Linked DNA regions of Homo sapiens: region 2 is linked to region 1. Evidence: chromatin loops called from intact Hi-C (ENCODE). Cell type or tissue: heart right ventricle. All regions are shown on one strand. Each heading gives the region's core, and the rest is flanking DNA. Links, peaks and the distances in the headings are about the cores only.

The links. A loop is a pair of places that touch in the nucleus more often than their neighbours do. Peaks named below come from ENCODE experiments on the same cell type or tissue, not always from the same donor. Only the 100,000 strongest peaks of a DNase experiment are listed, where the experiment ranks them.
Region 2: it touches region 1 in a loop (2.3-fold over the local background); 2 of 110 quality-filtered maps call a loop at or near these places.

What each region holds. Positions count from the first base shown.
Region 1 is chr4:151,798,983-151,805,322 of GRCh38, forward strand. LOC127898557 (a long non-coding RNA gene) reads left to right here and starts at 377. Exons shown (of 4, transcript NR_183042.1): 1 at 377-635; 2 at 920-1,042. LOC105377488 (a long non-coding RNA gene) reads left to right here and starts at 377. Exons shown (of 4, transcript NR_183038.1): 1 at 377-635; 2 at 920-1,042. In heart right ventricle, for the core only: a CTCF peak has its summit at 2,815; no DNase peak of the experiment used is centred there; H3K27ac peaks cover 210 bases.
Region 2 is chr4:152,069,186-152,075,525 of GRCh38, forward strand. No RefSeq gene overlaps it. Among named protein-coding and RNA genes, the nearest start is that of LINC02273, 28 kb to the right of the region's middle. RefSeq lists an enhancer at 4,650-4,719. In heart right ventricle, for the core only: no CTCF peak of the experiment used is centred there; a DNase peak (open chromatin) is centred at 3,005; H3K27ac peaks cover 1,043 bases.

The DNA.
Region 1 (6,340 bases), core at 1,473-3,972:
TCTTTGCCAGGGTCATTGTTTCTTGCACTGAACCTCGGAGGAAGGATGAGGAGAGAGGTAGGTGCCTTCTGCCTCCCTCTCCTTTGGTATGAAGCCTGCTGGAAAAGAAGCCTGCTGTTTAGAAAGTTGCTTTGTTTCTAATTGGCATGAGGAGGCTTGAGAGAACCTCTACTTTTTGCTTGTGTTATGATTTTGTGACAGTGGGAAGTCAATCTTAGAGCATTTACAGCTCTCCCGAGCTGTCAGTAACTCAGAGACTTCAACTCCGATCAAAACCTATGACTAAAAAAAATTACCATAATCCAGTGACAGGCATGAAGAGAAAGCCATAATAATACTGATAACAATGTGCCAGTTAAGAGGCTATTATATTTAGTGCCTTACTTCAGCACAGAGAAATCGTCTCAGAGTTGCCATTGATATAACCAGTGCCTTGTTAACAGATGTGACCTGATCTTTGCAGGGCCTGTCTCAGATACTTACCTGTATATACCTGTGGGAGGAAGAAGAAAAAGGTGTGTCCACCTAGAATAATTTGTTTGCTGGAAGTTCTGTTGTTGGCAGAAAATGGAAGCTACAAACTAGTGTGGTTATCAGCAGGGAATGGGATCAAAGTTTCAGTCCAACAAGTCCAGGTAATTGCCCGAACCACACTGAAAACTCTCTTCAGGGTCCTCTAAAACACTCTATGTTGTATCTTTTGCACCAGAGCTGTCCTCTCCACGGTCATCCAGGAAACTTCTTTGCCACTCTACCTTGACTTTGGACACTGAGTAGTAATACCACATACTCTGATCTCATTTTCTTGGGGCCTCTGTAGGGGACTCCAGCTGTTTGATAAGCCCATTTGAGTTAAGTTGTTAATGCAGCTAATGGTGTAAGGTGTGCCCTTCTGACTCATCTATTTGCATCTTAACAGGCAACTTTCAGCTTGAAGGCCAAGGTGTTACTACTTAGAATTTAGGGCACAGAAGGCTGGTGTGTGTCGGCAGTGATATTTGGGAGAATGAGTCTGTTTGGGAGACACTTTAGGTCATACCAGGTAAGTAGCATATTCCTTTGCCTATAGATATAGGGGGAGTGATACAGCTTTCTATTTGCATTCTGGGACTCTGTGAATCTCTTCAGTTCTTTAGAATCAGTTAAAATGCCACCTCTTCCAGACACCCTTCCTTTGTGGAAATGGGATGCATTGCTTACTGGCCTCCCCTCTGAACTTACTGTACACAGCTACAGTACACATAATCTGAATATACTTGGAGGAGTGCACATACAACTGTTATTTAAGCAATATAGGCAGTCATGTGTCATAATTCTGTATGACTGAATAACAATAGTTACTCCACCACCAGGCTAGTGAGCCCTTTTGAGAAACCGAGTTCTCTTTTGGAATAGAGATTTCAAGTCTAAGGGGCCTCTCTATTTACCAACTATAGATATTAAACTGTATTAAAGATGATTAATACAGTTATAGGTTGGGAGTAAATTAGCTATACCACCTTTTATCATCCCCACAAGGAAAAGGGTCAGACCTTTGACATATAATACAATCCTTGCAACCTCTGTTTTATAGAATCATACTTGTATTTCTTTTTTGGCTATCTATTTTCTGTGTAACAAACCATCCCAAAACTTAGTGACCTAAAACAATAACCAGTTTATTTGCTCATGATTCTGCAATTAGAGCTGAGCTCAACTTGGTGGTTCTTTTGCTGGCCTTGCCAATGGTCACTCATATGACGGCATTTAGCTAGCTGTACAGCTGTGGCCTAGGCTCAGCGGGAATGCTGGCATGGCTGGACCTCACTCTCTCTCTCTCTTTCTCTCTCTCTCTCGTCTTGAGAACTCAGGGGCCTGGACTTCTCCAAATGATCTCTCCAGCAGAGAGGCTGGACATCTTCTATAGCACCTCAGGGCTCCTAAGAACGCGGAAGTAGGAGTTGCCAGGTCTTATTAAGACTGAGTCCTGAAACAGGTGCAGCATCACTTCCACTGCACTCTCTTGGTTAAAGCAAGTCACATACCCAACCCAGAGTGGAGTACATGAGGTCCTGACTTCCAGGAGGTGTGTACACCAGGAGGGGTGTTTCACTGGGGGCCATCAATGTAATGAACTGTCATAGCAAGTGAGGCAGAGCATTGATTCTAGCAATTCTTTTAGAGACTCTGAGACCCTTGGAGACAGAACTGTAGAGATCATCTAGCCCAACTCATTGAGGAAACGGAGGTCCTGATGACTACTGTCCACAGGGGCCGTGTGGATGCTCTGGGTTTTCGCTTAAAGAAGTGACAAGTTAAGGAACCATATATATTTTGTAGAGAAAAAGGTCTTGAAATGGTAGTGGCCAATTTTCAAAAATTTCAAATACATAGCATATCCCAGAGAATGAGGATATGCTATATTTTTAGACAAAGTATGCTAAGTCACTACTGATCAAACAATCACTGGAATGACTTGACAAGAGGAACAGAGTGCCACTTATCTGAATTCTCAGCCAAATGGGAGGATGTTTCTTTTCCTTTATAGGCTTATTGTTAAAAGGTGTTTTGTACAACCGAATAATTTCCCTCTAAAGAAATAAAAGAAATCCTGGGAACCAGTAAGATTCATGACTCCTGCAAAATCCTAAATTTCCCTCAATAATTTCCCTTTTCTAAAAAGAAAAAAAAGTCGCTGGATGACCAAGATTGTTCTAAATTCCTGGGTTGGTATTTAGGCTCACGGAGTAGTTTCTTCAGTTGAGGTTTCTGAGCATCTTCTCAGGAAGATGGCGCTGCCTCAGACTTTCCCAGCACAGTGCCCCTAGTGGCAGAAGAGAAGGTTGCGTGCTGCTGGGCTCTAGCTCTAAATGTACCTGAAAATACTTTTTCTTGAATTCTCCTCTTAATCTTTAAAATTTATGTTAACCTTTCCTTCTGCTCTATGATATATTCATAATTGTTTTAAAATAAAATATAATGTTTTAGATTATTCATCACTTACGGGGATAGTCAAGGCTATCCCCGTTTCCCCCTCCCCTCCCCTCCCCTCCGTCTAATTACTGGACATCTTTGAAACACTTGACAAAATCAATTATTTTTTAAATTTTAGATTAAATTATTTTCGGCAAACGTTTTAAGTCCCTCCCCTTTGACCTCCGTGGGACGAATATACAGTCATATACTACATAACAACCTTTCTGTCAACAACAGACCACATATAGAATGGTGGTCCCATAAGATTATAATGAAGCTAAAACATTCCCACCACCTACAGAGGTTGTAGCCGTGGGAAAGTCGTAGCACAATGCATTACTCACGTGTTTGTGGTGATGCTAGTGTAAACAAACCTGCTGTGCTGCCAGCCACATGAAAGTCTAGCATATGCAATTATGTACAGTATGTAAAACTTGATCATAATAATAAACTATGTTACTGGTTTATATATTTACTACACTATACTTTTAATCGTTATTTTAGGGTATACTCCTCCTACTTAGAAAAAAGTTAGCTACAAAATAGCCTCAGGCAGTTACTTCAGGAGCTATTCTAGAAGAAGGCATTGTTAGCATGGGTGATGACAGTTCCATGCTGCCCCTGAAGACCTGCCAGTGGGACAAGATGTGGAGGTGGAAGACAGTGAGATTCATTGTCCTTACTCTGTGTAGGCCTAAGCTAGTCTGTGTTTGTATCTTAGTTTTTAACAAAAAAGTTTAAAATGTAAAGAAAATACATAATTTTAAAAATAGAAAAATGCTTTTAAAATAGTATATAAAGAAAATATATTTCTCAGACATTGGTACAATGTGTTTGTGTTTTAAGTGTTATTACAAAAGAGACAAAAAGCTTTTAACAATTTTAAAATGTATAAAGTAAAATAGTTACAGTAAGCTGAGGTTAATTTATTATTGAAGGCTGTAAGTTAATTTATTATTTTCTAGATAAATGTAATGTAGCTTACGTCTACAGAGTTTATAAAGATTACAGTAGTGTGCAGTAATGTCCCAGGCCTTCACATTCACTCACCACTCACTCACTGACTCACAGAGCAACTTCCAGTCCTGCAAGCTCCATTCATGGTATAAATGCCCTATACAGGTGCACCATTTTAAATTTTTTATAGTGTACCCTTACTGTAGCTTTTCCATGTTTAGGTATATGTAGACACCCAATACTTAGCATGGTGTTGCCACTGCCTACAGTATTCAGTACAGTATCATGCTGTATAGGTTTGAAGCCTAGGAGCAATGGGCTATTTCATATAGCCCAGTGTAGTGGGCTATACCATCTAGCTTTGTGTAAGTACACTTGTGTTAGGCCGTTCTTGTGTTGCTATAAAGAAATACCTGAGACTGGGTAATTTAATAAGAAAAGAGGTTTAATTGCTCATAGTTTTGCAGGCTGTACAGGAAGAATGTGCCAGCATCTGCTCAGCTTCTCGGGAGGCCTTGGGGAGCTTTTACTCATCTATTTTTATCAGCTGACTGAACACGTCTAAGCAAATACTTGGCGGCACCTCAAAGTTAAGTGTCCAAAACTGAACTCATTATGTTCTCCACAAAATCTGCTTCTCCTCCTGTATTCCCAATCTTAACACAACCATCTTCCCAGCCACCCATGTTAACAACTTTGAGGATATATTTGACCTCTCCTCCTCATTTCCCAAGCCTAGTCACCAAAATCCTGCTGAATCTAGTTCTAAAACATACAGAAAAACCTTTTAGCTAGTCCAGGACCACACCATCTCTTGCTTGGGCTTTGCTTAGCTCAGGTCACTATAACAAAATACCATAGAATGGGAGGTTTAAATAATAGACATTTATTTCTACAGTTCTGGAGACTGGGAGGTCCAAGATAAAGATGCAGAAAGACTTGGTTCTTGGTGAGGGCCTTCTTCCTGGCTTGCAGACTGTTGCTTTCTTGCTGTGTCCTCACATGGAGGAGACAGGATGTTCTGGTACCTCTTCCTCTTCTTATAGGGGCATTAATCCCATCATGAGGGCCCCATTTACCCTCTTGACCCCTGCTAAACCTAGTTATTTTCCAAAGTCCTGCCTCCTAGTCCCATCACATTGGGGGTTGGGGCTTCAACATATGAGTTTGGGGAAGATACAAACATTCATTCCATAACAGACTTTTACACTGATGTCCTAAATTTCCCTCTCACTTTCAATCTTTTCTCCCCTCATCTACACAGCTTTCAGATTTTTTTTTCTAAAGTACAGTAATGGCACATTGCTCACTTGGGTAAGTTTTCAGTAGCTCCCTGTATTATTTAACCACGACATTTGCAGCAAGGCAGAATCAGGCCCAACCCATCCATTTCATCTCCAATTATTCCTTCCTCTGGCCCCACCCTCTCTTCTTTGTTTCTCTTTGCTAATACTCTTTCCTCTGCCTCTTTCTGTGCGGCAAGGCAGATGATACTCATTTTTGTTTCTCGCTCACCTCAAATGTGATGGCTTTCATGAAGTCACCTCCGCAGACAGAATTAATCATTCTCTTATCTGTGATTTATGGGTCAGTGGTTCTTAACATTGGTTGCATATTAGAATCACCTGGTGTATTAGTTAGAGTTCTCCAGAGAAACAGAATCAACAGAATGTATGTATGAAAGAATACACAGGATAGATATTTATAATAAGGAATTGACTCATGCAATTATGGAGGCTGAAAAGTCCCAAAATTTGCGGTAGGCAAGCTGGAGACACAAGAGAGCTGATGTTGTAGTTCCATTCCAAAGGCCAGAAGGATCAAGACCTAAACAGAGCCAATGTTTCAGTTCAAGTCCAAAGGCAGGAAAAGAAAACAACAACAACAACAAAACCCAGCATCTCAGCTTGACGATAGTCAGCCAGGAGGAATTCCCTTTATTCAGGGGAGGATCAGGCTTTTTGTTCTATTCAGGCTTTTCACTAACTGGAAGAAATCCACTCACATTGGAGAGAGCAATCTGCTTCACTCAGTGTATCGATTTGAGTGTTAATCTCACCCCAAAACACTCACACAGACACACTCATAATAATGTGTGACCAAGTATCTGAGTACCCTGTGGCCCAGTCAAGTTGATATACAATTAATCATTACACCAGGGAAACTTAAAATATACACTGATTCTGCTGGGATCCAGCCCAGGGCTTTTGTGGTTTCATTGGTCTGGGGATTTTTCCTGAAGCCAGGGGAAAATTGCCAACTAAATTTTCATATATATGATTACATTACATATGTAATTACATTACATATATTATGTTATGTGTAATATAATTATATGTATATATGTATGTGTGTATATATATGCTACTATATATATATTATATGTGTGTGTATATATATATATCTTTCAATAGAGTGTGGAATCCTT
Region 2 (6,340 bases), core at 1,922-4,421, 270 kb after region 1:
GCTTGCTTATTTTTTGAGGTGACATCAGCTATATCAAGTTCTCTGAATTCAAGTATATTCCAAATGATCTGCTTATTGAGAAACTGAACTATGGTGCTATTCAATAGTTCTCAATATTTGGTGTTCATCAGACTTATCTAAGATGCTTTTTAAAAATGCAGGTGCTAGGCCGAGGCAGGCAGATCATGAGATCAAGAGATCGACACCATCCTGGCCAACATAGTGAAACCCCATCTCCACTAAAAATAAAAAAAATTTAGCCAGGCGTGGTGGCGTGCGCCTGTAGTCCCAGCTACTCAGAGGTTGAGGCAGGAGAATCACCTGCACCTGAGAGATGGAGGTTGCAGTGAGCCGAGATCATGCCACGGCACTCCGGCCTGGGTGACAGAGCGAGACTCAGTCTCAAAAAAAAAAAAAAAAAGCAGGTGCAGAGACCCACCTCAGACCTGTCAAATCTGAGTCTCTGGGGTGGTGGCAGGGAAAACATCTGCGCCTTAACAGGCTTTCCAGCCAATCCTAAAATACAGTCATGTTTGAAAACCACTGGTTAAACTACCTACATGGCTTCAGATAAGCACACATGACCATCATAGGCTTAGATAACACAGTAGCCAGACTCAGAGAGTTAACATGCAGCCATCGGCTAGAGATTATACGTATAGACTAAGTACATCATTGTATTTGCAGTACACAGACTGATCTTGGACTTTGTCCACAGGAGTATGATGAACAGAAGGACCAAAAGGATTTTGATTACGGCACTGTTTGCCACTACAAAACCACAAAATGGCTTTTCTCTCCACCCTTATATACATGCCAGGGGAAAAGGACATGATCGTCACTGGGACTTTCTCAGAGACCTTCAGGTAGTAGGTTCTATTAAAACTTGAGGAAGGTCTCGGGGGTCAACTTCTGGGGAACCTAGAATGCGGCAAGAAGAATGCAATTCACCAACCCCAATCCTCATCTTCCAGGAAGGCTTCCTAAGCCAACTTGCAGTCTTCTTGCATGCGGGTGGGCCCATAAAATTAGTTCCCACAAATGGAATGTGAGAGGAAGTGTGGCCTATTATCTGGGTGGTGGGAGCAAGGTTGCCTTCTTCATGTGATCTCTCTTCTCTCATCTTCTGGTTACAGAGAATACAGTAAAGAACTCTCTCAGCCTCAAAGGGAATGTCAGAGACTTGAGTGGAAGGAGCCTGGGTCCCTAAGTGGCTCAATGGAGCAGAGCCCATCCCTCACCTCCCCCAGCCTCCAACTTCATTGGGCTGTGATGTCAGTGAGGTTAGAGAAAAGTAAATTCTGGTGGGGAAGGGGAGTAAAGCTGCCTGGGCTTTGGGGTCATTTGTCACAGCAGGTAGCCTGCCCTGCCTAGCACAGACAGATGCATGCCTTATCCTCTTCCCAGATGTCCACCTGGCTCCAGGTGCAATCTCATGACCGGAAGGATACATTTTTACTGTCTTACACCTACACTCTTCCCCGTCCTTTTTCAGCACTTAGGAATCAACTCTTTCCTCTTCCTCCTGGCTCTTTGGGACCTACTCTAGTTTTCTAGTCTGCCATTAAATTTTTCCTGGAAAATGTTTACCACAATTAAGCATCAATACAAAGCCTATTTGTCCTCTACTCCTCTGCTGACATTTTAGTTCAATATATAATCAAAAGGGAAGAAAGCAAAGGGCAAAGTCCTCTGATGTGAGTTTCCAACATCTGGTGCCCCAAGGTACGTAAAGGTAGAAGGCAGCTGAAAGCTGACAGTCTCCTCAGGGTTGCCCTGTCATCCGTCATCCGCAGAATCCATCTTCAGCCCCCAGGTGGGCTTAAAGGAAGTCTCCGAGGCCAGATGTGTACCAGCAGCTGCTGGTGGAAATTGCATTTGGGAAGGCTGTTCTTCTGTTAACCCCAAACACTGTCTTCTCTGGAGCTTTTGGGTGTGCTGTCACATCAGGTGTAGCGGAAGGGAACACACTTGGTGGGCAGAGAGGGCAGGGAGAAATGCTTCAGGTTCCCACCACTTATAAGCTGTGTGATATCCGGTGACTTTATTAACCTTTCTGGGCCTTAGTTACTGGATCCATAAAGTAGGAATGGCATTAGTAGCTACCTCCTAGTTCTGTTATGAGGATTAAATGAAACAATACTTGCAAAAGGCTTAGTGCCTGGCACCTAACAACTGTCAGTAAATGTGAGCAATCGTGGTGGCAATTGTGCTTGTGGTTGTTGTTATTAGAATATCTGGTTTCTTCTGCTCCTGAGTTTCTGGTGATTGTCCAGCTCTTCTACAGGAACTCCATGCCCCCCCAAGTATGCTGAACTACAGTTTTCTTGATTTTAGAGATAGAAGGGATGATCTTCGCAAAAACCTCATTGTAAAGGTAAATAAAGGGCCTACAGTCTAGGGCTGTGAAAAGACATGCTTTTGGTCTCTCAGTGGTTCCACTGCAGTCAGCCCTAGAACCGAGGCTTCTCCTCCAATATCCTTCCTGCCTCCCCACTCTTCCAGTGGGCTTTTCCTACAACCCTCAGGTTCTGAAACTGGACTCCCTGGGTTCAAATCCTGGTCCTGCCAATTCCCAACAGTGTAGTCATAGGAAAGGTCCTTAACCTCAGTGTGCCCCAGTGTGACCTTGACTACAAAGTGGGGAGAACAATTGTCCCGGCCTAGGATGGGCATTAAGAGGACAGAGTGAACTGTGTCTGAGTGTGGGAACCAGGCCTGGCCACCCAGGCCCATGATATTCCACTGAGCCACCCCTGCCTCTCAGATGGGACAAAGTTCAGGACACATTAGCCCCCAGCTCTGCTGACTTGGTGTGTTCCGTGGGCCAGGGCTGACCCATCAGCCTCATCGTCTTTAGCATTTCTAGCAAGTGTTCCCTAGCAGCTCTGCTGAGTGGCATGGCCTAATCCTGCCTGCCAGCTTTACAAAATCAATCTCAAACCACTTCAGGAGGGCGACCAGCCAGGATTTAGCAGTCACTTCTAATGGACGAGAAAATGGAGCCCCGTGTCCCCTGGTGTGTGCTGAGTCAGTGACACAGCACCGCTTGGGAGCCAGGGGCCACTCCTAGGAACGCCACTCCCCCCACACAACTCTGGCCTCACACTTCCAAGCTTGGATGCCCCTGGTGAGCTCAGGCCCAGAATCCCACACTAGAACTCCCAGGACCTCAAGCTGCTGTGACTGTCACAGATGGAATGTGCTGCATTCAAAAACCTGCAATGGAGTCCACAGAACTCCCTGTCAGCAGAAAATCCTCCCTCGCTGCAAAGAACAAGGTGGCTGTGGGGTGACTGGAGGTGAGAGGGAAAAAATCCTCCCACAAACACTGTTAATCCCTATTTGATAGAGAGAAGAGGAAAGGACTCTCATGGTAAGACACATCAATTAGATTCCCATCCTTGCCCCTGGAAACCTCTGGGAACTGAATGTGATCCTTGGGAAAGGCAGATTGGAGGGGTCTTAGCAAACTTGCTCGAATCATTAAAGCAATCACAAGTGGGCACTGGGCTGGAGGTTCCCAAAGAGGAAACCACAGGCCCCAATTCTCCTTGCTCCTGCCTCAGCCCTACTTCCTAACCTCCTCTTCTCCAACAGTGAGCTGCCCATCAAGCCTCCACTCCAGTCACTCCCGTGACCCTGCAGAAAAGGAAGGCACCAGGGCCCTAAGGGAGAGAGCAGTACTTCAAGCATTTCTGCTGTTCCAGATGCCTCTATCTCCCTTTCCCCCTGCCTCTCTCTTTCTCTCTATCTCTCGGCTTCGACTTTTACATTAGGGTCAGCCGCCTCATTCAGTGACTACATGAGGAGAGTCCTTACCCGAGCCCCAGTCTTCCTCCCCTGTCTCAAGTCGAGGAATGCAGACACCTTGGGCAGCCTTTCAGACAGCGTCTCCGCAGAGTGATTTGTGGCCTGCGCAGTTGGGGCAGGATCATTAAGTATGTTGATGATGACAGCCCGTGAGCGTGTCACAGGGTTACTGAGCGTTGGGACAAGAGTGTGGGGGCTCTTCTAAAGGAAATGAAAACAGCTATTTTCAACCTCATCAGCTCATCTTCCTCCTATGAAATTTCAGCCTTACAGCAACAGCCCCAAACTCCACACTGAAGCTGCCTCCTTCTGCTCTCCTCCCCTCTGAAAGGAATGCTTTCCCTAGGCTGAGAGTGCAGGTGGCATTTTAGGTGCTCAAGGGTAGCCCTTTGACATGGGCATGATTTACTGGACCTGATCCTGGTAACCTCCAGCTCTCGCCTGCCCCATCCCTCTTTTTTTAATCAGTGAGACTGGATTATGATTCTGCTTAGAAACAATGGTAAGCCATGTGGCCCCCATATCAAAGTAATCCCCAGGCTTCAGTGGCAAATAAAAAGCCGTCTCCAAGGAGGCCTTGAAATGGCAAGGCTTGCAATGTGATCTGCAGTACAAGCTCCTGCCTGGGCATCTCCCAGCACTGAGTATTGTGGGAGATTTGTCAAAAAGAAGGGGGAAGAGAAAAGCCCATGACAACTCCAGAATTGTTTCGGTTTTGTTAGCAAAGACAAGATAAGCAAAACAATCTCTATCAAATTCGATTAATTCTTTTCTTGCTATTAATTCTTTTCTTGCTAATTCATTTAGCCGTGTTTATCATGAAGGCTGAGACATCAAATCTCAGGGGGCAGTGCTCCCCTACACCACACTGAGACGTTGTTGCACAATAAGGAAGCAAGTCATCCTGATCAAGGTCACCTGTCCGTCACATGGCACCTTGAGAGCCACTTCTCCTTGGGAGTGGGAGTGAGGGCTGGTCTGAGTCACTTCTCATTCCTCGCTCCTGAGATTGCGTGGTGGTGGCAGCCAGCAGCTGGCTTTCTGCTCTCTGATGCCAAACTCTCTTCCCTGCCTGGCTGCATAAGAGAAGACCTCCTCACCCCGCCTCCCCAACCCCCTTGTAATAAAGGACTTTTGCAATTGAAAAGCTAGATCCTCTGTCCATAGAATTTTCTGAGAATATTGTAGCATAGAACTTTTTGCCCAAGGCAGCTGAATGTTAAAGACATTAGTTAATTAAGTCTCAGAATACTGTCATCACTGTCTACTTCCTCTCATGCCAAGAGACTAAAGAATACAGTGCATCCAGCCAAGTCCAAAGAAAAAGACAGCAGGGAATGAAATTCTCCAACCCTAATATTATTCAGCACCTTAAGTCTTATTGAGGTGCCTGAGAATGGGGCTGCCTTGGGTCAGGTGGGCTATACCCAGGACTCACTTTGGAAGACCTCAAAACAAACCAGGCCCTGCCCCTTCCTAGCTGTGTGAATTTGGGCAAGTATCCCAGTTTCTCTGAGCCTCAGTTTCTGCATCTGAAGAATGGAGCTCTTAATACCTACTTCATAGGGTTGCTGGAAGAATGAGCTATAAGAATATATGTGAAAGTGCCATTGAAATATTTGTACCCATAGAGTCTAATGGGGCCTCAGAGGGGCAGGTAGCTTACTAAGACTTCTTCAGCCTCCCTAAGAGCTAGGAAACAGCAACAGATGCTGACTGAAAACTCTAGAGTCATCCAGAGGTAAAGGTCACTCTACAGATGGTATATGACAAATATACCATTGTTTTCAGTCCTCTCCTGCAGGAAACAACAGAAACTCTTTTTAAGCATCTTAAAACACACACACAGAACTCTCTTCAATAGTGGTTAGCAAGCATCTGTATGTGTTCCTCGTCATCAGGTTTCTAGAAATCTAATTGCTGAAGCTGATGTCTCTCTGTGAAGTAAGCTGATCTGCTCAAGTGTCCCCTTTTGCTGCTTTGACACCTCCACGGAGCTGCCCGGTGCCATCCGCGGCTCGTGCAAACACTCTGCTCCAAGATTATGAGCGAGTGACAGCACAGCCTTTCAAGGTGTGCTAAATGAGAAATGTGCAATTTAGGCAGAGCATTCACATGTTTGAATGGAGGATGGCAACTGTCGAGGCTGCCGGCATTGAACGGAAATTGATGTTCTGGTTGCTATCTACCTAGCAGAAATGAGTTCTGGGAAATCAGCCTCAGCAAGAGGGACAGAGGAGCAGGTGGACAGAGGAAGAAAGTGAATCCTCTTGAGAAGAGTTTCCCCCTTTGTTACTTTCACTGTCCTGTGCATCTCTGCTGGTAGTTTGCTTCGTGGGTCTTTGTGGGCGATGGCTTTGTGAATCCCATCCAGCCTCCACTTCAGAGCATGAAGGAGCAGATGCATTAACAAAGGAGGGCAAGGGATGCGCTACAGAGACACAAGTTTCTCACTGAGAAATGGAGATTTGAGGACAGCAGGGGGTGTGCCTTGAGCAGAAGGATTTTGCAAGGAGAGGAAGCCTGT